Regions from separate parts of the Homo sapiens genome. Here regions 2, 3 and 4 are each linked to region 1. Evidence: chromatin loops called from intact Hi-C (ENCODE). Cell type or tissue: GM12878. All regions are shown on one strand. Each heading gives the region's core, and the rest is flanking DNA. Links, peaks and the distances in the headings are about the cores only. Region 1 has its middle 32 kb from the start of ZNF774. Region 2 holds the start of LOC124903555 (a long non-coding RNA gene). Region 3 overlaps IQGAP1 (IQ motif containing GTPase activating protein 1). Region 4 overlaps CRTC3-AS1 (CRTC3 antisense RNA 1).

What was found. A loop is a pair of places that touch in the nucleus more often than their neighbours do. Peaks named below come from ENCODE experiments on the same cell type or tissue, not always from the same donor. Only the 100,000 strongest peaks of a DNase experiment are listed, where the experiment ranks them.
Region 2: a loop joins it to region 1, with 3 times the contacts of the local background. A loop is called at or near these places in 26 of 110 quality-filtered maps.
Region 3: a loop joins it to region 1, with 2.9 times the contacts of the local background. A loop is called at or near these places in 6 of 110 quality-filtered maps.
Region 4: it touches region 1 in a loop (2.9-fold over the local background); 22 of 110 quality-filtered maps call a loop at or near these places.

What each region holds. Positions count from the first base shown.
Region 1 is chr15:90,317,448-90,322,808 of GRCh38, forward strand. No RefSeq gene overlaps it. Among named protein-coding and RNA genes, the nearest start is that of ZNF774, 32 kb to the right of the region's middle. RefSeq lists an enhancer at 2,607-2,716. In GM12878, for the core only: a CTCF peak has its summit at 2,752 (motif pointing right); a DNase peak (open chromatin) is centred at 2,764.
Region 2 is chr15:90,595,651-90,601,011 of GRCh38, forward strand. The region is part of intron 3 of CRTC3 (CREB regulated transcription coactivator 3); the gene reads left to right. LOC124903555 (a long non-coding RNA gene) reads right to left here and starts at 328. Exons shown (of 2, transcript XR_007064758.1): 1 at 241-328. LOC124903554 (a long non-coding RNA gene) reads left to right here and starts at 3,377. Exons shown (of 2, transcript XR_007064756.1): 1 at 3,377-3,464; 2 at 4,658-5,155. RefSeq lists enhancers at 310-379, 2,547-2,841. In GM12878, for the core only: a CTCF peak has its summit at 2,700; DNase peaks (open chromatin) are centred at 343, 551, 2,271 and 2,651; H3K4me3 peaks cover 1,452 bases; H3K27ac peaks cover 3,476 bases.
Region 3 is chr15:90,417,686-90,423,046 of GRCh38, forward strand. The region is part of intron 2 of IQGAP1 (IQ motif containing GTPase activating protein 1); the gene reads left to right. Among named protein-coding and RNA genes, the nearest start is that of IQGAP1, 32 kb to the left of the region's middle. RefSeq lists an enhancer at 2,084-2,133. In GM12878, for the core only: no CTCF peak of the experiment used is centred there; a DNase peak (open chromatin) is centred at 2,206; H3K27ac peaks cover 2,143 bases.
Region 4 is chr15:90,690,593-90,695,953 of GRCh38, forward strand. All of the region lies in intron 2 of CRTC3-AS1 (CRTC3 antisense RNA 1), which reads right to left. Among named protein-coding and RNA genes, the nearest start is that of CRTC3-AS1, 24 kb to the right of the region's middle. In GM12878, for the core only: a CTCF peak has its summit at 3,283 (motif pointing left); DNase peaks (open chromatin) are centred at 1,659, 1,979 and 3,269; H3K27ac peaks cover 3,035 bases.

The DNA of each region.
Region 1 (5,361 bases), core at 256-5,255:
AATTAATTAATTAATTAATTTACTGGAGACATAGTCTCACTCTGTTGCCCAGGCTGGAGTCCAGCGGCACGATCTCGGCTCACTGTAACCTCCACCTCCTGGGTTCAAGCAATTCTCCTGCCTCAGCCTCCCGAGTAGCAGGGCTAATTTTTGTATTTTTAATTTAATAGAGATGGGGTTTTGCCATGTTGGCCAGGCTGGTCTCGAAATCCTGACCTCAGGTGATCCACCCGCCTCGGCCTCCCAAAGTGCTGGGATTACAGGCATGTGCCACCACACCTGGCCCCTTTTTTTTTTAATGTATATGCGTATGGTGTAGAGGCCAAGAGGATAAGTTCTTCTTGGCCTTCTGAAGTTTCCCTGAAAAATCAACTTGGAAAAGACAGGTTAATAAGAGAAAAAGCACACAGATTTATTTAACAAGTATACAATTAATGAAGATTCAAAGATACAGGTGGAATTGTCCATTTTTATGCTTAGGTTTAACAAAGTATGGAGAGCCATGTAAAAATATGATTGGGCCAGGCGCGGTGGCTCACGCTTGTAATCCCAATGCTTTGGGAGGCTGAGGGGGGCGGATCACCTGAGGTCAGGAGTTCAAGACCAGCCTGGCCAACATGGTGAAACCCTGTCTCTACTAAAAACACAAAAAAATTAGCTGGGCATGGTAGTGGGCACCCGTAATCCCAGCTACTTGGGATGCTGAGGCAGGAGAATCACTTGAACCCGGGAGGCGAAGGTTGCAGTGAGCTGAGATCATGCCATTGCACTCCAGCCTGGGTGACAGAGCAAGACCCCATCTCAGACAAAAAAAAAAAAAAAAAAAGACGTACAAATGGCCAACAGTTATGAAAATATCCTCCATCTCATTACTCATAATGGAAATGCATAGCAAAACTACAATGAGATATATCTCACCCCAGTTAAAATACCTCTATCCATGGCGAAACTCCATCTCTACTAAAAATACAAAAATTAGCTGGGTGTGGTGGCATGTGCCTGTAATCCCAGCTATTAGGGAGACTGAGGCAGGAGAATCGCTTGAACCTGGAAGGCAGAGGTTGCAGTGAGCTGAGATTGTGCCACTGCACTCCAGCATGGGCATCAGAGCAAGACTCCATCTCAAAAAAAAATAAAAATAAAAAAATAAATAAAATAAAATAAAATATATATATATATGGACAGAAAGAATATGGTCTACTGCTAATAGACTGAGTGGGGAAACCCAGCCCAGCCTGTCTCTCCAGATTCTTGGACTTTCTCTGCAGCATTCCTTCCTTCTGGGTGAGGGGCAGGGACCTGCCGGGAATGGAGGTCTTATGATCTACAGTCAAACAAGTTAAGTCAGATAATTTTTTTTTCTTGAGACTGGGTCTTGCTCTGTCACCAGGCTGGAGTACAGTGTCGTGATCACGGCATACTGCAGCCTCAGCCTTCTGGGCTAAAGTAATCCTCCCACCTCAGCCTCCCAAGTAGCTGGAACCACAGGGGTGCACCGCCACACCAGGCAAATTTTTTAATTTCTATTTTTGTAAAGACAGGGGGTCTCCCTATATTGCCCAGGCTGGTCTTGAACTCCTGAGCTCAATTAAACCTTTGCCTCTGCCTCCCAAAGTGCTGGGATTACAAGCATGAGCCACTGCACCCACCTAGATAATTTTTTTGTTTTGTTTTTATTTGAGACAGAGTCTCGCTCTGTCACCCAGGCTAGTGTGCAGTGGCATGGTCTCGGCTCATTGCAACCTCCACCTCCTAGATTCAAGCCATTCTCCCACCTCAGCCTCCCGAGTAGCTGGGACTATAGGCACACGCCACCATGGCTGGCTAATTTTTGTATTTTTAGTAGAGATGGGGTTTTACCACGTTGGCCAGGCTGGTCTCAAACTCCTGACCTTGTGTCATCTGCCCGCCTCAGCCTCCCAAAGTGCTGGTATTATAGGCCTGAGCCACTGTAGCCGGCCCAGTTAGTTTCTTTATGGGCAGTTTGACACAGAAAGGTGGAGGGGAAATTAGAGTCATTTTTTTGTTTTGTTTTTTTGAGATGGAGTCTCACTCCGTCACCCAGGCTGGAGTGCGGTGGCGCGATCTCGGCTGACTGCAACCTCTGTCTCCTGGGTTCAAGCGATTCTCCTTCCTCAGCTTCCCAAGTAGCTGGGACTACAGGCACACGCCACCACACTCAGCTAATTTTTGTATTTTTAGTAGAGATGGGGTTTTACCACGTTGGCCAGGCTGGTCTCGAACTCCTGACCTCATGTCATCTGCCCACCTCGGCTTCCCGAAAGTGTTGGGATTACAGGTGTGAGCCACTACACCCGGCCTAGAGTAGCATTTTTAAGTTTTATGGCTGACTATAGGGAAAAGGGACTCTGATTTCTATGGGTAACCGCAGGGGAGAATGGTACTGAGAGAAAGGCATGGAAGAGAAAGTCAGAGGAAAACGTTTGCTTACGAAGCTGCTGCTGAGGTTCTCATTTTAGGCTATTGTTTTCTGAGCCCCAGCAGTGGCCAGCTGTACCATAACAATCAAGATGCATTTAAAACTTTTTCTAAAAACTAGCTCTATCCTTTAACTACTGACTTAGCCAATTACCTCCTTCTTAGAGCTACTCCTTCTCTGGGATTGCCCAGGAACCTGAGGCATATGTCATGCACAAAGGAGTCCTGTGGACATTCATACCCTTTGGAGCGGAGCCCAGGAGTCCCTAGCGGTGGTCTGTGGCTGTTTCTGCCCTTGCTCTTAACCACCACAAGGTGTCACTCTTCGCTGCTCCTGCGCGTTCCCACCAAGGCGGTAACTGCTGGCCAGAGAGGAAGAATTTCCTCTGTCCCCGCACTAGCTAATCCAGAGTCCTTACCAGTTCCCAGGGCTTCATAGTACCCAGCCCTTTCAGGCCCCCGCAAAGCCTCGCCCCGCAAGCCCGCCGCCAGCCCCAGCACTATGTCAGGACTGGCTCAGAGGAACACCCATTCCAGACAATAACAACTTTTTCTTTCTTGCCCAGGTGTTTTCAACCCTTAAACCAGACTGGGCTTGTTCTATTTTTACTTTTTAAAATTTTAACTCCTCTACTATCATTCCCAAATGGGCTTGTTCTAATTCCTTCCCGGACCATAGAGCTACAAACTTCCCCGAAGAGCGACTTCCAATTGGTTTTTAGGCATCCTTGGTGTGCCTTTCATACATAAAGGTAGGTCAAGGGTTCCCTACCTTCTCTGACAATAGAGCCTGATTGTCTCCAGTTGGAGGACCAGCCCTTAAAACAGCTAAATTCCTTTTACTTTCCCTAGAGGAAGGGGAGCTCCGTGGGGAGTCAGCTACCCGGGGGCAGACTTTCTGGCATTCTTTGGAAAAGCAGTGAAAATAAAACTCACAAGTTACATCTTCAGCAGAGTATCTGCTACATATGAATATATTGTACACATATTTTTATATGGTTGCAAACATAAAACATATAGGTCCATGTCCTGATTTTTCATGTACTGCAATGTATGTTGAGTATTTTCCCATGTCGTTGTAAATTCTTCATAAGCATTATTTGCAGTGGTTGAATGATCTTTTTTCATGATAGGGTTCTATTGTAATTTTGTAATAATTTTCTTATTTTTAGACACTGATCATTTTGTTTTTTGCTGTATTGACTATTCTTATATATTTTTATATATATTTCTGATTATTTCCTTATAAGAGACCTAGTATTGAAATTACTGAGTCAAAAACATTTGCAAGTCTTTTTATTCATGCTGCAAAAAACTTCCTAGAAAGCTTGCATCATTGTGTACTATCAACACCAAGTACCATAAGGAATGCACACCTAATTGCACCCTAATCAAAAGTAATGAAAACAATTTTATAAATCTCTCTTATCAGTGCACTGGTAAAAAAGATGTTTTAATTTGCAATTAGGCTGGACGTGGTGGGTCACGCCTGTAATTCCAGCACCTTGGGGAGGCCAAGGTAGGAGGATCACCTGAGGTCTGGAGTTCGAGACCAGCCTGGCCAACATGGTGAAACCCCGTCTCTACTAAAAATTAAAAAAAATTAGCCGGGCGTGATGGCATGTGCCTATAATCCCAGCTACTCGGGAGGCTGAGGCAGGAGAATCACTTGAACCTGGGAGGTGGAGGCTGCAGTGAGCTGAGATCCCGCGATTGCACTCCACGCTGGGCAACAAGAACAAAATTATCATCTTAAAAAAAAAATCAATTAATTACTAGTATAAATTAACATTTTAAAATTTGTATTTCTGTTTTTTATAAATTGTTAGCAGTTTTTACTTATTTATTTACTTAGAGACGGAGTCTTGCTCTGCTCCCAGGCTGGAACATAGTGGCAAAATCATAGCTCACTGCAGCCTCCAACTTCTGGGCTCAAGGGGTCCTCCTGTCTTGGCTTCCCAAAGTACTGGGATTACAGGCATGAGCCATCATGTCTGGCCCTTTTACTCATTTATTTATTGGGATCTTAATTTTAAAATCCATTTGTATGACCCCTTTATTTATTGAAGATACCAATCTATTGTCTGCTATATTGTTATAAGTGTTTTCTCAATAAATATATTGCTTAATTTATAGTTTTATGAATATTTTTGTCACAGGCTGAACCCCCAATTTTGGGATTCAGTCAACCTGGGAGGCCACGTGGGTTCTTGGCTTTGCACAAGAAGGAATTCAAGAGCAAGCCAACAGAATGAAGAGAAAGCACATTTAATAAGAAAGTAAAGGACTGCTGGGCTTAGTGGCTCACGCCTGTAATCCCAGCACTTTGGGAGGCTGAGGCGGGTGGATCACCTGAGATCAGGAGTTCAAGACCAGCCTGGCCTGTTAACATGGCAAAACCCCATTTCTAGTAAAAATACAAAAATTAGCCGGGCATGGTGGCACGCACCTGTAGTCCCAACTCCTTGGGAGGCTGAGGCAGGAGAATCGCCTGAACCCGGGAGGCAGAGGTTGCAGTGAACCAAGATTGTGCCACTGCACTCCAGCCTGGGCGACAAAGTGAGACTCCATCTCAAAAAAAAAAAAAAAAAGAAGCAAGTAGAGGATTTTGGGAGGCTGAAGTGAGTGGATAACTTGAGCCCAGGAGTTCGACACCGACCTGAGCAACATACGGGGACCCTGTCTCTACAAAAACATTTAAAAAGTAGCTAGGCTTGGTGTTCTGCACCTGTAGTCTCAGCCACTTGGGAGGCTGGGGCGGCAGGATTGCTTGAGCCCAGGAGGTAGAGGCTGCAGTGAGCTATGATCATGCCACTGCACTCCAGCCTTGGCAACAGAGCAAGACACTGTCAGTAAATAAATAAAGCAAGCAAAATCCCCTGGTGACCATCCAGCAGGCTCCAGAGACAAAAACTCCTTATC
Region 2 (5,361 bases), core at 78-5,077, 280 kb after region 1:
AACATTATGCTATATATACGTGTGTGTATGTATATGTGGCTATCTCAGATACTTTTGAAGTACGGTCTAAATGTATAAGCATGCATATAGTTTTACTAACCAAAATAGAGAAGGGAATTGAAGAAAAAAGAGGAGAATGTTTATTCACTTATAAAAATTATTTGTTAAGTATGTGCTAGTGGTCAGACACCGTTTTAGACATTTTAATTCACTGTAACAGTAAACAGCATGGTCCCTGACCTCAAGTTGCCCAGGGTTCAGTGGGAGAGGCTACTCAGCAAACAAGCAGCCACGGCAGGTATGGCGTCTGCAGGGAGGCAGCTCAGGGGCTGTGGGAGCACGTCGGAGGTGCAGCTTGAACTAGTCTGGGGAAACGAAGAAGGCATCCTGGGGGAACATCTGAGGCTTGAAGGATAAGAAGTAAGAGGATAAAGTGTTCATTCAGCAGATCTTTACAGAGCCCCGTCTCTGTGCCAGGCACTGTTCTAAGCACTGGGGACCCAGTGATGAATAAGGGAGGCATACTTCCTGCTTTCTTGAGTTCACAGTCCTGTGGGAGATGACAGCAAACAGGCAATAAGAAAGGAAAATGGTTTTAGATGGTAATGAGTGAGATTTAAGAGAGTAAAGCAGTTGGGAGGTATGTTCCAGGCAGAGGGAAGAGAATGTGGTGCAAAGTCCTACCCAGAAGGGGAGATGACTTCTTGTGTTCAGGGGACCCTATCTCTTATGATAGGGTATAATCTGGCACTGTATGGATCAACTTGAGAGCATAAGCAAAGCTAGTCAACTCCTAAAGGAAGGAGAAACAAAAACCAAGTTAATATGCAGAGAAATTAAAGTTATTAGACAGTATGAGTCAGATTCACTGATCATGAGCCATGTCTCTGTGGTCTCCTAAGCTCCTAAATTGGGTTCCTGGGACTGGACATCGGTTGATGCAAAGAAAGTTCTTTAGCCCAGTCTCTTTTGAGGAATCAAGGGTCCGTGAAATGGGATGATTTTATTTTGGTGTTAATCTATTCCACTTGGAGGAGGAGGGCTGTGATTCCGTCTTTGCTTTCACGACCTGCATTCTGTTGGTTGTGAAATAATCTGCTTAAAATTGTGGCCTTGAACATTTGTCTATGACTTTTTAAATGAAGTTTCTTCATTTGAAAGTATAAAACACTAGTTTGAATCTTTGTTAGAACAAAAGGAAAAAATCAGAATTATTATAGCTGTTTCTTGGCTTGGGTGTTATTTAAGACACACTGGCTTAGACAAGGGTTTTAAGGGTTCACTCCTATGATAGGGTGATCTCAAATAAAACGAACATTGTTTAACAAATACTCTGGCCTCCTCTCAGAGTGGGCAGCCACAGCACGCAGAGCTCTGCCACAGGAGATTCCTTCTGGAGTGGGCTTTGCCCTTGGCATGGGTGGCCACACAAGACCAAGGCACAGCTGCAGCTGGGCCCTGGCCTAGCCCCACACAGGCGGAGGAGAGGCACTGCCAGGGCTTGCTCCTGGCTGGGGGCCTGGGCTCGGGCACTTGGAAGAGAAGCTCTTCTGCCCTTCTGCAGATGTGCAGTCTGTAGCAGCCCTTCTTACTCTCACTCATCAAGGTTGGCAGACGTGCCGTGTCCCAAACACCATTGCTAAACTTCTGAACTATTAACATAAATTTATAGCAAATAAAATATTTTCTCAGCCTTGTGGATGACACGCTCAGAAGGAAACACGAAATGCCTTCCTTGAAAGGAAGTCAAGAGTTCACCAGCGTGAAGGGTCGTGAAGAGATGCCTAAGACCTACTAGAGTTAGGAATGATTCTCCTCTCTGGGCTGGGCCTTGCTTTGATTCTTTTCATCATAATGAGATGAAAATGTTAGGACATTGGTTTATAGGACACTGTTTCTTTGAGATGCATGGCCTATTACATTTGAGAAACACCATACTCTGTATCACCTCTTGGAGCCTGACCGTATATATCAGGGCTCTGAAAAGTCCTGCAGTTAATAAACTTCTTATCTTTAACCCAGAATTTCAAAACTTAAGTGATCACAAAATCCAACTGTTACCTAACACCCGTCTTATCTTGAAGGACAAGGAAACATTGGTCTTTAGAATTTTAAGGGGGAAATATTCTGACTTCACAATACCACATGCAACCTGTTTGCCTCTCATTTGCTGAGGGAAACAGGATGTTCTTATAAATGCAAGGACTCAAAAAGATGCCACTCATATCCTCCCTTACAGTTTCACTTTAAGATGTCTTCTAGTGGGACATAGTTAGAGGTAAAGGGACAAAAAGAAGTAGAATGACAATAAACACATGGCTGAGCAATCAGGAAGGAGCCAAATTGTGGCCAGTTTTATATATTAAATCTGACCCTGAAACTTGTCTTGGTAGGTGGGTTCTGTTAACCAGACTCCGAGCCCACTTACCCCACCAGCTACATGGAAGGTCTCAGGCCTGCCCCACAAACTGTGTCCCTGGCAGAACACAGAGTTCCAGAGCAGGAGAGAAATGACTGGCTTCCAGGCTGCCCCGACAAGGCAGTTCCTGAGCCCTGCCCAGGTACACTGACCGCACAGGGACGGGAAGCCAAGAGAAGGGAACCCTGGGCCTGCTCACCCAGCCGCAGGTCAAGCAGCACAAAGAAAGGGCCAGGGCGGGTCTTGTTTTCAGCTTCTGTGGCTCAGTAACCCCACCCACTGGTAAACTGGCCAACTGATGTCCTCTCTTATCAGAAGAAGAAGAGCTGCTCCCCTTCCTTTGGTGAAGAGTAAGAACTGTTCCCTCTAACACTCCACAGGTTGAGAGGAACAGCAGTCCCTGTGTTGATGGATTGAGGCAGTAACTCGAGGAGGAAGATTTTCCTGCACAGAACTGCAGAGGCTTGGGGAGAGAGAGAACACACTGGGATGACTCTGAGATCCTAACATGAGTGTCTTGGTGGACGGTGGCCTCACTAAATGAGATGGACTATAAGAAGAGGAACAGATTAAGGGGACAGTGATTGGTTGGATTTTTGGTAGAATTTGAGCTGTCTTGGGTACTTTTGGCAGAGAACTTGAGTAGGCAGTTGGAAGTATGCACTTGGAGTTCACAAAAGAACTGTTGGGAGCTGGAGGTGTCGATTTATGAGTTACTGGACTGTGGGTGACAGTGGGGCCGAGGGAAGGATGCGATTGGCCAAGGCGAGCATGGAGGACAGGGGCTCTCTACCAGGAAGACGGGCACTGGCCCTGAGGCTCTTAGGAAGCGCCTCCTAAAGCTCCTGTGCCCGGAGGCTCCCGCCACCCCCTCCACCTGCTCACACTCTGCCTGGTGCCCAGGGATCCTGAGAGCATCCTTTGCCTCTCAGAGCAATGCAGGCAGGTGTGGCCTGAGGCTGCGAGGCCACAGGACCCCAGGGAACATCAGGACGGAAGGCAAAGGGGCGGAAAGGAGTGCACAGAGGGATAAGAAAAGATCCATGTGAGTGTGGGGATTTTTTTTTTTAACTTTAATTTTTGTTTCCATCCATTGCAGCCACCTCTTCTTTGTTTATCTTTTTCATCATCCCTCCTCCCTGCCTTCCTTTTTTAATGTGGAAATCTTCCTTGAGCCAAAGGCTTCACTAAGCTTAACTAAGGAAGCAATGGAGGAGGCGCTGATGTGGTTGTTAAAAGCCCTGTGACCTGTGCTGCCCTTCCGCTGGCACGCTGGCACCTGGCAGGGATGCCAGAAATGTTTCTTGAGTAAATGGTAAATTCAAGTTTATAAATAAGAGTGTTTCCTTTGTCTCGAGGTTGTTACTTAGGGCATGTCAGTGTTGTGGAGTAGTTTAAAGCCACCTGAATGAAGTTTTCTGAAGTTTTCCAAAGAACAAATAAACTTCTTCTAGATTTTCCTTGCATTAAGTATAAGTGTATAACATGAGTGGTTCTCTTGGGTTTTCAAATATCCACTAAATTAGATGAGAGTGAAAATTAAGAGAGCTCAGAGGTCACATCTTTCAACTTTTGATGCCTCAACCTAATTATATTAAAAATTTCCAGGAATTTACTATATTTTCATGTTGTTAATATCAGGAAGGTTAAAATGCTAACTTACACCTCAACATTGAAATCACCAGCGTTTGATGATTACGTGACTATTACACCACTGCATTCTAATTTGTATTATCAGTACTATGAGATCAGAGATACTGAGTTTAAAGATGGCAGTGTACTGAGAAAAATGGTAAACTTCTACTTCCTGAAATTAAGCGTTTCTGAACAGAGATTCATCAAATCTGCAGAAAAGAGAAAGGCAGATAACCGTAGGTTCTGAGGCTCGGTGTTTCCTCCCTAATGGCTTTGCCAACAGAAATACTGACAGGTTTTGTCTGTCACGGGCCTTACTATTTATCACCTTTTCCTCTCCTACCTCCTACTGTGGTCTTGCCTCATCTGTACTTCATGTACCTTAAGCCTAATAGTGAATGTTGAAGAAATGTCTCTCTTTGGAAATTATCTGTTTTATTTTATTGATTTAAGGTCAAATTAAGAAATAAGATAATGAGACTTGTCAAAGAAAACGAATACATAGAAGATGAAACTTGCAATCCTAATGCCTCTCCTGGCAAAGAAGACATTTCCCACCAAATCACTAAGAACTCATGAGAGCCTCCGTTTTCCTAATTCCAGATTCTGTATTTATTTGAGCTGCCCAGCCCAGGCCTGCAGGATAGGGCCCCACTCCATCAAGGCTCCTGTTTCCTCCTGAGCCCGAGCAGATGGTACCTTCTCTTATAGCCTCCATCCTTCCCAGAACACTCCAGGTACTATTTTCTATTTTCTGGGGGCATTTGGCATAGTTCACTGTTTCCTGAGAGGCAGCATAGCTTAGCGGAGAGCTCTCAGGCTTTGGTGTCAGTGATTTGTGGGTCTGACCCCTGATCCACCAGGCGTGCTATCTGATCTTGGATTTCTCAGCTCTTCTAGAACTGAGCCTCAGTTTCTTCAGCTATAAAATGGGGAAAATATCTGCCTCTCAGGATTGAGGTTAAATAAAGTGTGAACTCAGCACAGGCCTGGCACACAGTAGGTGCTTAGATATCTGTTTTCAAATTTCTGTCTTAATGTGTAGTTTGTATCTTCTTTATTATTTCCACCTTAAGAAATAAAAGTTTGGGATGAAAAGTATTATTGGTAACTGCCGAATGTATATTTAATCCAATCAGTGATCCAGGAGACAAAAGGAATGGGCTTGGTTTGGGTGAGTGATAAGGAGGCAACCTTCCACATAGGAGGTGAGAAAGGGGAAATGGCCTTAGCAAAGGCAGAGGGGCAGGAAAATACAGGCTGTGTTTGTGGAACTCAGAAAGCTGGAGGGAAGACAAGAGCAGAAG
Region 3 (5,361 bases), core at 185-5,184, 100 kb after region 1:
GGCAATGCGGGCTCTTTTTGGGTTCCATATGAACTTTAAAGTAGTTTTTTCCAATTCTGTGAAGAAAGTCATTGGTAGCTTGATGGGGATGGCATTAAATCTATAAATTACCTTGCTCAGTATGGCCATTTTCACGATATTGATTCTTCCTATCCATGAGCATGGAATGTTCTTCCATTTGTTTGTATCCTCTTTTATTTCATTGAGCAGTGGTTTGTAGTTCTCCTTGAAGAGGTCCTTCACATCCCTTGTAAGTTGGATTCCTAAGTATTTTTATGCTGTTCCTTTATGTTACATGTCTCCTTTTCCCATTTTTCACTATTGGAAATAGAATTTATTTGAGCAAAGCCTAGTTCAGATATCATCTCCTATTGTAGCTAGCTGTTAAAGCATAACTGTTACCAGAGAGTAATTCCCTTGAAGGTGCTGACTGGTATTCAGCACAACGTTATACCACTGATAAGTGTTCCACACAGTAGTCAGTTCGAAATGTTTCCTGAATGAATACGTGGGTGTCAGAATAGACACCTTTTTTTTTTTGAGGAATTGACTTAAAATACTTAGGAAAAAAACTTTAAAAAATAGAATAAATATGAAAAGGTATAAGAATTACTATGTAGGCTGAGCAGAGTGGCTCAAGCCTATAATCCTTGCACTTTGGGAGGCTGAGGTGGAAGGATCCCTTGAGCCCAGGAGTTGGAGACCAGCCTGAGTAACATAGGGAGTTGCTGTCTCTACAAATAATTTTAAAAATTAGCCTCGTGTGGTGGTACACACCTGTGGTCCCAGCTACTCAGGAGGCTGAGGTGGGAGCATCACTGATCCCAGGAGGTTGAGGCCACAGTGAGCCGTGTGATTGGGCCACTGAACTCCAGACTGGGTGGCAGAGCGAGACACTGTCTCAAAAAAAAAATTAAAAGACTGTAATTAAAGATAGCCTTTTGTATAAGCATTCATTTTTGTACTAATTGTATCAGCTTCACCAATGTGTAATACTAGGCCTCTCCCTTAGTGCTTGATAGAAGTAAGGGTTGTTAATGAGGTTATATATTGTGGTGTGGGATACTTCAGGAAGCCCAATTTCAGAACTTGAGCATTTGTAAGGGAATGTTCAGTAGGTCGTAACTGTTGTTATTGTTGAAGGAGGAAGTATCCTGTAGCAATTAAGAGTATCAGCTTCATACTGGTTCGTGGCTCACGCCTGTAATCCCAGCACTTTGGGAGGGTAAGGCAGGTGGATGGCTTGAGCCCAGGAGTTTGGACCACCCTGGGTAACATGGTGAAACCCTTTCTCTACAAAAAAAGGCAAAAATTAGCCGGGTGTTGTGGCACATGCTTGTGACCCCAGCTTCTTGAGAGGCTAGGTAGGAGGATCCAGAGGATCGCTTGAACCCTGAAAGTCAAGGCTGCAGTGAGCCATGATCACACCACTACATAGACTCTGTCTCAAAAAAGAAAAAAAAAAAAAAAAGCCAGAGTATGGGCTTCAGAATCACACCAACTTGGGTTCAAGTGAGAGTTTACTTGCCAGATAATCTTGGAATATACTTTTTGGAACCCACAGTTTATCTGTAAAATAATTACAATAATACTTCAGAGGTTGTTGCAAAGATTGAGATAATAATGCATGTAAAGTATTTGGCTTCATGTCTGCCACATGGTGTGAAGATTATTTTTTAAGTGTCATTTATATTGAAAATGAGTCATTCTATGTTACTTCTTTCCTGTTTAGTACTTGTGTTTCAGATCTGACATCACCTTTTTAAAAATTTTGCATTTGAGTGAGATTTGCTAAAGCAGTTCTGGGGTTAAACTTGAAGAGAAAATATTGAATATTTATATTTAATATCCCATGTGAGAGGAGAGATTAAGAACCCTGTTGTCTGCTTGTTACATCTCTTGTGAAAAACATAAAAAATATAAGAGTTTTGTTACTGAACTCTACTTGTGGTTTTGGTCGAGTCTATCATGAAGGTATGTTGTGGAGATTAGTGCAAATAATGATTTAAATATGGAATTATAAAGTTTAGCAGCTCTATATTCGGGGAAAAACGAGTCTCTGTTGATTGAAAAAGCATAATAAAATAATTTATTCTGAGGCTTTGTGGTTATGCAGTGTCAGAATGAAAAAGATGATACTCCTGTTCCATTTCAGGCTGGTCAGACCATACCTGGAACACAGTGTTCAGTTGGAGAAAGTTCAGAGATGAGCAAAAGACGTGAGGGGGCAGAGATGATGTCTAACACTGCTAATATAATACCTGGTAACGTTTTGAGTACTTACTCTGTGCCAGGCACTGTTCTTAGTATTTTATATGTACTATCATCTCTTTAATCCTCATAAACATTCTGTGGGTAGGTGCTATTATTATTCTGTTTTTATGACTAGTGCTTGAAGGAGCTGGAATCATTTTACTTATGGAATTGTCAGCATGTGACTCATCATGAGGGGATAGGAGGAAAGGCACAAATATTTTTTTCAATACCCAGCCAAGCACTGTGCTAGCTCTATTTCACTTGCAATCTTATTTAATCCTCAATGACAAACCTTGGAAGATCCTGTTAGCCTTTTTTAACAAATGAAAGAACTGGTCAAGTGGCTTGCTGTCTTTCTCGGTAAGTGCGAGAGACAGGACATGGAACCAGATCTTTCCAAGTCCATGGCCAGTGCTACTCACATTATGCTTTTATTTTTACGTTCTCTTGCTCCAGGAGGCAGCTTAGGGTGCCAGTAGAGAATTGATGCCGGCTTAGCAAAAACCTTCTGACTACTGGAGTCCAGAAATGAACTAGGTTACCTTGAATGTTTGATTCTCTGTCAGTATTCAGGCTCAGCCTGCTTCCTGATTTGGCTGAGATGTTTTGGGAACATCAAATTGGGGATGGAGTAGAACATGTGAGGGGAGTGGAGGAATTGAGATGGGCTGAAAGATCTTTAATGAGCCTTCCATCCTTGAGATTCTATGATTATTGCTAGGACAGGGTTAAATATGAGAATTGGTGAAAAGTTGTGTTGGCCAGTGATTTTTCTTTTGTGCATAGATTGATTGATTTTGAGACAAGAGTTTCACTGTCGCCCAGGCTGGGAATGCAGTGGTATGATCACTGCTCACTGCATCCTCAAACTCTCAGACTCAGGCAACCCTCCCACCTCAGCCATAGTTTTATTTTTAAATGTCTTTATAGGCCGGGCACAGTGGCTCACGCCTATAATCCCAGCACTTTGGGAGGCCAAGGTGGGCGGATCACTTGAGGTCAGGAGTTCAAGGCCAGCCCGGCCAACATGGCGAAACCCCGTCTCTACTAAGATGTACAAAAACTAGCCGGGTGTGCTGATCCCAGCTACCCAGAGGAGACGGGAGAATTGCTTGAACCCGGAAGCCAGAGGTTGCAATGAGCTGAGATCGTGCCATTGCACTCTAGCCTGGGCGACAAAGCGAGACTCCATCTCAAAGAAAAATTTTTTTTAATAAAGTCTTCATAAAGCTAAATTTATAAAAAAGCTAGAGGCTGGGCGTGGTGGCTCATGCCTATAATCCCAGCACTTTGGGAGGCCGAGGCTGGTGGATCACCTGAGGTCAGGAGTTCAGGACCAACCTGGCCAACATGGTGAAACCCCATCTCTACTAAAAATATAAAAATTAGCCGGTTGTGGTGGCACAAGCCTGTAATCCCAGCCACTTGGGAGGCTGAGGCAGGAGAATTGCTTGAACTTGGGAGACGGAGGTTGCAGTGAGCTGACATCATGCCACTGCACTTCAGCCTGGGCAACAGAGCGAGACTCCGTTTCAAAAAAAAAAAAAAAGCTAGAGATATGGTTTAGCAGCTCTATATTTGGGGAAAAAAGGAGTCTCTGTTGATTGAAAAAGTGTAATAAAATAATTTAAGCTGAGGCTTTGTGGTTATGGAGTGTCATAATGAAGAAGGTGATAGTCCTGTTCCATTTCAGGCTGGTCAGACCATACTTGGAACACAGTATTCAGTAGGAGAATGAATTCAGCCAGGTTTGTTTGTTTGTCTTTTAAGACAGAGACTTGCTCTGCTGTTGCCCAGGCTGGAGTGCAGTGATGCAATCTCAGCTCATGCCTCAGTTTTCCAAGTAGTGGCTGGGATTGCAGGCATACTCCACCACACTTGGCTAATTTTTGTATTTTTTGTAGAGACGGGGTCTCACCCTGTTGGCCAGGTTTTTCTCCAATTCCTGACCTCAAGTGATCCACCCGCGTTGGCCTCCCAAAGTGCTGGGATTACAGGCGTGAACCACTGCACCGGTTCTAAATATTTAAGTTTTATAAGAAAGGTTTTGTGTCTAAGTTGAGAATCACTGGTGGATTTAGTTAAGCTAAAATACCTTTAATTATTAAAAAGTAGGCAGAATGTGGAGAGATACCAGCCTTTTTCCTTCTTGGTATTTCTGCGATTTTTCCCTTTTTAGACAGCCTGTGGAGCTCAACCCCTTTTGGCTTTTCAGGTGATATAGTGAGAGCAAGAGTGATACTGTGAGGAGGATTCTAAACCTAGCAATCAGTCTTGTTATTCCATCTTTGCCACTAGCTATTGGATGACCTTGGATCAGCCTCATTCTTATTTGTAAATGGGAGGAAGTGCAAATAGATTATTAGCCTCTGAGCAGGCTTGTGGCCAGTTAGATTCTTTTTCAATGTTTATATTTTTAATTTTGGAGTTGTACTTCTAAGGACCTTTACTAAGGAATTAATTCTAAATAAAGAAGAACACCGTGCACAAAGATATTCCTTGCACTATTATTTAATGGTTGAAAACATTTAGAAATGACATAAATGTCTAAGATAGGTGACTTATTAAGGACTTGGTTAAATTTTTATGTAAACTTAAAGTCTTCAGAAACTATATAATAACATGGAAAATATAAACATTTCAGAAATGTTTAATAATTGTCTCATTCATATATATATATATATGTATATATATATATGTATATGTATATATATATATGTATATATATATATATATATAATTTTTGAGACAGAGTTTGTATATATAATTTTTGAGACAGAGTTTTGCTCTGTTGCCCAGGTTGGAGTATGGTGGCACGATCATAACTCACTGCAGCCTTGACCTCCTGGGCTCAAACGGTCCTCCTGCTGCAGCCTCTCAAGTAGCTAGGACTACAGGCATGTGCCACCACGCCTGGCTAATTTTTAAATTTTTTGTAGAGACAGGGTCTGGCTGTGTTGCCAGGCTGGTCCTGAACTCTTGGGCTCAAGCAATCCTCCTGCCTTGGCCTCCCAAAGTGCTGGGATTACAGGCGTGAGCTACTGTGCCTGGCCATTTTTAGATATATATTATATTAAAAACAAACAAAGGGATTTTCCCTAGAAG
Region 4 (5,361 bases), core at 272-5,271, 370 kb after region 1:
ATATAGGCTTTTATATTAGCCCATATAAGATGTTCTTCATTCCTTTCTGTAGAATGTACCATAATTTATTTATCCATTCACCTACTGAAGGACATCTTGGTTGCTTCCAAGTTTTGGCAGTTATGAATAAAACTGCTATAAATATCTGTGCAGGGTTTTATGTGGACATACGTTTTCAACTCCTTTGGGTAAATACCAAGGAGTGCCGTCACTGGATATCTTTGCCTTTCAGCCTGATGAACAATCTTTAGTGCTTATTGTAGTGCAAATCTGATGAAAATGAATTCTCTCAGCTTTTGCTCATCTGAAATTGTCTATATTTCATGTTATGTCTTCCAGTAACTGTGAGTCCCATGTGAGCATAACTGACAAGAAAAGACACACAAGTTCTTAGCATGTTGCTGGGTCAAAGAATAGCATTGTTTTCTTAGTCTGGTGAGATGATGAATGAGAAAATTATAGTTATAGCCAAGTGAGTGCCAAAGACTTCAGGAGGCAGTGGGTTTTTACAAACTTGTTTGGATTGGTGAAGTATCTTTGTTTTGGGATTGCCAATCTCCTTCAACTGAAGAGGAAGTTAAAACAGACATCCAAAGCCGGGCGCTCAAGCCTGTAATCTCAGCACTTTGGGAGGCCGAGGTGGGCAGATCGCTTGAGGTCAGAAGTTCGAGACCAGCCTGGCCAACATGGCGAACCCTGTCTCTACTAAAAATACAAAAATTAGCCAGGCATGGTGGTGGGCGCCTGTAATTCCAGCTACTCGGGAGGCTGAGGCAGGAGAATCGCTTGAACCCAGGAGGCAGGGGTTGCAGTGAGCTGAGATCCCGCCACTGCACTCCAGTCTGGGCGACAGCACAAGACTCTTAAAAACAAACAAACAAAAAACAAACAAACAAACAGAGATCCAGGATCATTCCATAGCAAGAAGAACAGAATCACAACCAACAGCCCCTGGTGGCTGCTCCTCATGAAGCACAAATGATTGCAGTGGTTGTTTCCCTGGCAGCTCCTGTTTTTGTGTCAAGGGCAAAGCTCTAAGCAGCATTGCTCTGTCTCTTCATTCCCCTCCCTGCCCACATTAGAGAAGTATTTTTGCAGTCATGGATTCAAGGCCAAAGGCCCCTATTAGCAATGTTTCAACGAAGTTTTTTTTCTGGTGTGTATCCCAATTTTAGGATGTGTATCCCAATTTTAGGATGTGTATCCCAATTTTAGGCTGCACATGGCAGCATGGTTTATCAGGGATGGTTGGTTTCTTAGGTTGGGTTCCCGAAAACAAATTTTGAGACAGAAGCAATGTGCAAATGATTTATTAAGGAAGTGCTCCCAGGAGAAACAATTAAAGGAATGCAGAAAAGAAGTAAAGGAAGAGGAAGATGCCAAGCAAGGCTTTGATGCTGGCCATGTCCCAGCCTCAGCCTGATGCAGAGGTGAGTTCTGAAGGGGAAATTACACTTTATAGTTTTGTTCCACTGCAGTGAGGGAGCTGGGCTTTCACATCAGTGAAAGTGCAGGCTTTCCTGCACCAGTCAGTGGTTATGAACACAGGTAGGAAGGACACATAAACTCTCAGGCCATTCTCACTCCCTTTATATGCTGGTGTGCACAGCAACCCCAGCAGACCAGGTGTGATGCCCTCAGGTACAAGCCACTGGAAACAAAGGTCACAGAAAGTGGAGGATAACAGGACAGAAATGGTAAAAGGGATCCAGGGGGATACAGGTGAAGCACCAACAGCATCTGCCACGGTAGGACATGTGAAAAGAAGGCCTTGACACGCTTTTTATAGAATGCTTTGTACTAATTTAGGAGGATATCATTTAATATATTATTGCTTTTAAGTGGGTTCCCCTGGGAGTATAGAGGGACGTGTCATGGGCCAACCCATTAATATTTCAAGATGAGAATGTCTCTTTGACAGCTGTGCATCTTATACTTGCAAGAACTCTGGGAACTATCTAGGCCATTTGAATCAGGTTTCTGCACACATCTTGACCAATTTAGTTTCTGAAATTCTATTTTGTCATTTTATACCCCCCCACCCGCTGATTCTATAGTGAAAGTCAGTAGTCAAAGTCTTGTTGCATCTGAAAGCCTTCACAGACTTCCTTTCCCATTTGACCTATGAGGTTTGTGTCTCATTGTATTAAAGGACAAGGATATTTCTCTCTTTTTTTTTTTTTTTTTGAGACGAAGTCTCGCTCTTGTCCCCCAGGCTGGAGTGCAATGGTGCGATCTCGGCTCACTGCAACCTCCACCTCCCGGGTTCAAGTGATTCTCCTGCCTCGGCCCCGCTGGGATTACAGGTGCCTGCCACCACGCCCAGCTAATTTTTGTATTTTTAGAAGAGACGGGATTTTACCATGTTGGCCAGGCTAGTCTAGAACTCCTGACCTCAAGTGATCCACATGCTTTGGCCTCCCAAAGTGCTGGGATTACAGGCGTGAGCCACCACGCCCGACCTCTTCTTCTTTTTTTTTTTTTTAGAGATAGACTCTTGCTCTGTTGCCCAGGCTGGAGTGAGTGGCACGATCCTGACTCATTGCAACCTCAACCTCCCGGGCTCAAGCCATCCTCCCACCTCAGTCTCTTGAGTAGCTGGTATTACAGGTGCACGCCACCATGCCCGGCTAATTTTTTAATTTTTTAGTAGAGACGCGGTTTTGCTATGTTGCCAAGGCTGGTCTCGAACTGCTGAGCTCCAGTTATCTGCTTGCCTCAGCCTCCCAAATTGCTGGAATTACAGGTGTGAGCCACCATGCCTGGCAGATATTTCAAATTTGAGTAGGAAAACTTTTAACAACTCTTTGATGATGACAGTGTAGTATATTTTGTATATGGTGATAGTTCTACACATCTCTAAACATATATTTCTATTTATGTGATCAGTATTTTTTCATCTGGATGAAATTAACAGAATAATACTGTTGTGAATCATGCCGTTCCATTATCTGTCAAAAAATGGCAGAGACAGGCCAGGTGCAGTGGCTCATACCTATAATCCCAACACTTTGGGAGGCTGAGGCAAAAGGACTGCTTGAGCCCAAGAGTTCAAGACCAGCCAGGGCAACATAGTGAGACCCCCATCTCTACCAAAAAAAAAAAAAAAAAGGCAGACATGATAGTACTGTGGTCTACAATGGAACACACTGGAACATATCCATAGCATCTAATGACTTTTATCAAAAGTCCTTCATTCATCATACCCCCTTTATTTCACATGAGCCATTCCAGGAATCATGTGAACAAGAAGAAGATTCTTGAGTGCCATCAAGTGGCCATTTGGGGAAAACCACAGGTGATCTGGGTGTAAGACCATCAGCCTCTACATAATTTCCTCCCTGAATTTGGGGTCTGGTTTTGGAGCAGAGAAATGTTAAAAAAAAAAAAAAAGTTGTCAGAGGAACCTAGTTGGAGGTTGAGGATGAAACCAAAGCCATGGCCTGAGAAGGGAGAAAATGGCTGAAGTAGCCAAAGATTATTTTTTTAAAGACTTTATTTTATTTTATTATTTTTTTTGAGATAGAGTCTCACTCTGTCACCCAGGCTGGAGTGCAGTGGTGCAATCTCGGCTCACTGCAAGCTCCGCCTCCTGGGTTCAAGCGATTCTCCTGCCTCAGCCTTCCGAGTACCTGGGATAACAGGCGCGCGCCACCACACCCAGCTAATTTTTGTAATTTTAGTAGAGACAGGGTTTCATCATGTCAGCCAGGCTGATCTCGAACTCCTGACCTCAGGTGATCCACCTGCCTTGGCTTCCCAAAGTGCTGAGATTACAGGTGTGAGCCACTGTACCCGGCCAGACTTTATTTTTTTGAGAGCAGTTTTAGGTTCATAGCAAAATTAAGAGGAAGGCACTGAGATATCTCATATGCCCCCCCAACACATGCACAATCCCCCCCATTAACAACATCCCCCACCAGAGTGCTACATTTATTACAACTGATGAACCTACATTGACACATCATCACTCAAAGTGTATAGTTTATATTAAGGTTCATTCTTGTTGTTGTACAATCTATGGACAAATGGAAAAATATATAGGACATGTGTCCACCATTATAGTATCATACAGAGTATTTTCACTGCCCTAAAACTCCTCTATTCTCTGCCTATTCATCCCTTCCTGCCCTCAGCCCCTGGCAACCACTGATCTTTTTACCATCTCCACAGTTTTGTCTTTTCCAGAATGCCATATTGTTGGAATAATACAGTGTGTAGCCTTTTCAGACTGGCTTCTTTCACTTAGCATTATGGAATTAAGTTTTCCTCATGTCTCTTTACGGCTTGGTAGCTCATTTCTTTTTAATGCTGGATAATATTCCATTGTTTGAATGTATCACAATTTATCCATTCACCTACTGAAGGACATTTTAGTTACTTCCAAGTTTTGGCAGTTATGAATAAAGCTGCTATAAATACCTGTGCAGGGTTTTGTATGGACATAAGTTTTCAAAGCCAACATTGGATCATATGGCAAGAGTAGGTTTAGTTTTGTAAGAAACTACCATACTGTCTTCCAAAGTGGCTATGCCATTCTGCATTCCCATCAGCAATGAGAGTTCCTGTTGCTCCACATGCTTGCCAGCATTTGATGTTGTAAGTGTTCTGGACTTTGGCCATTCTAATAGGTATGCAATGACATCTTATTGTTGTTTTATTTTGCTTTTCCCTGATGAAAGGGAAATGTGGAGCATCTTTTCATATGCTTATTTGCCATCTGTTTATCTGCTTTGGTAAGGTGTCTGTTAAGGTCTTTGGCATATTTTTGGGTTTGCTTTTGTTTTTTGAGACAGAGTCTTGCTCTATTGCCCAGACTGGAGTGCAGTGGCACAATCATGGCTCACTGCAACCTCCGCCTCCTGGGCTCAAGCCATCCTCCCATTTCAGCCTAGCAAGTAGGTGGGACAACAGGCCTGCACCACGACACCCAGCTAATTTTTATATTTTTTGTAGAGACGAGGTCTCACTATATTGCCCAGGCTGGTATTGAATTTCTGGGTTCAGGCAATCTTACTGCCTCAGCCTCCCAAAGTGTTAGGATTATAGGTACGAGCCACCATGCCAGGCCTTTGACTCATTTTTTAATCAGGTTGTTTGTTTTCTTATTGTTAAGTTTTGAGAATTCTTTGTATATTTTGGATAATGGTCCATTATCAGATATATCTTTTGCAAACATTTTCTTCTAGTCTGTCTTGTCTTTTTGTTCTCTTAAGAGTGTCTTTTGTAAAGCAGAAAATTTTAATTTTAATAAAGTCCACCTTATTAATTCTGTCACGGATCATGCTGCTGGTGTTACATCTCAACAGTCATCACCGACTAACTGCAACCTCCACCTCCCAGGTTCAAGCAACTCTCCTG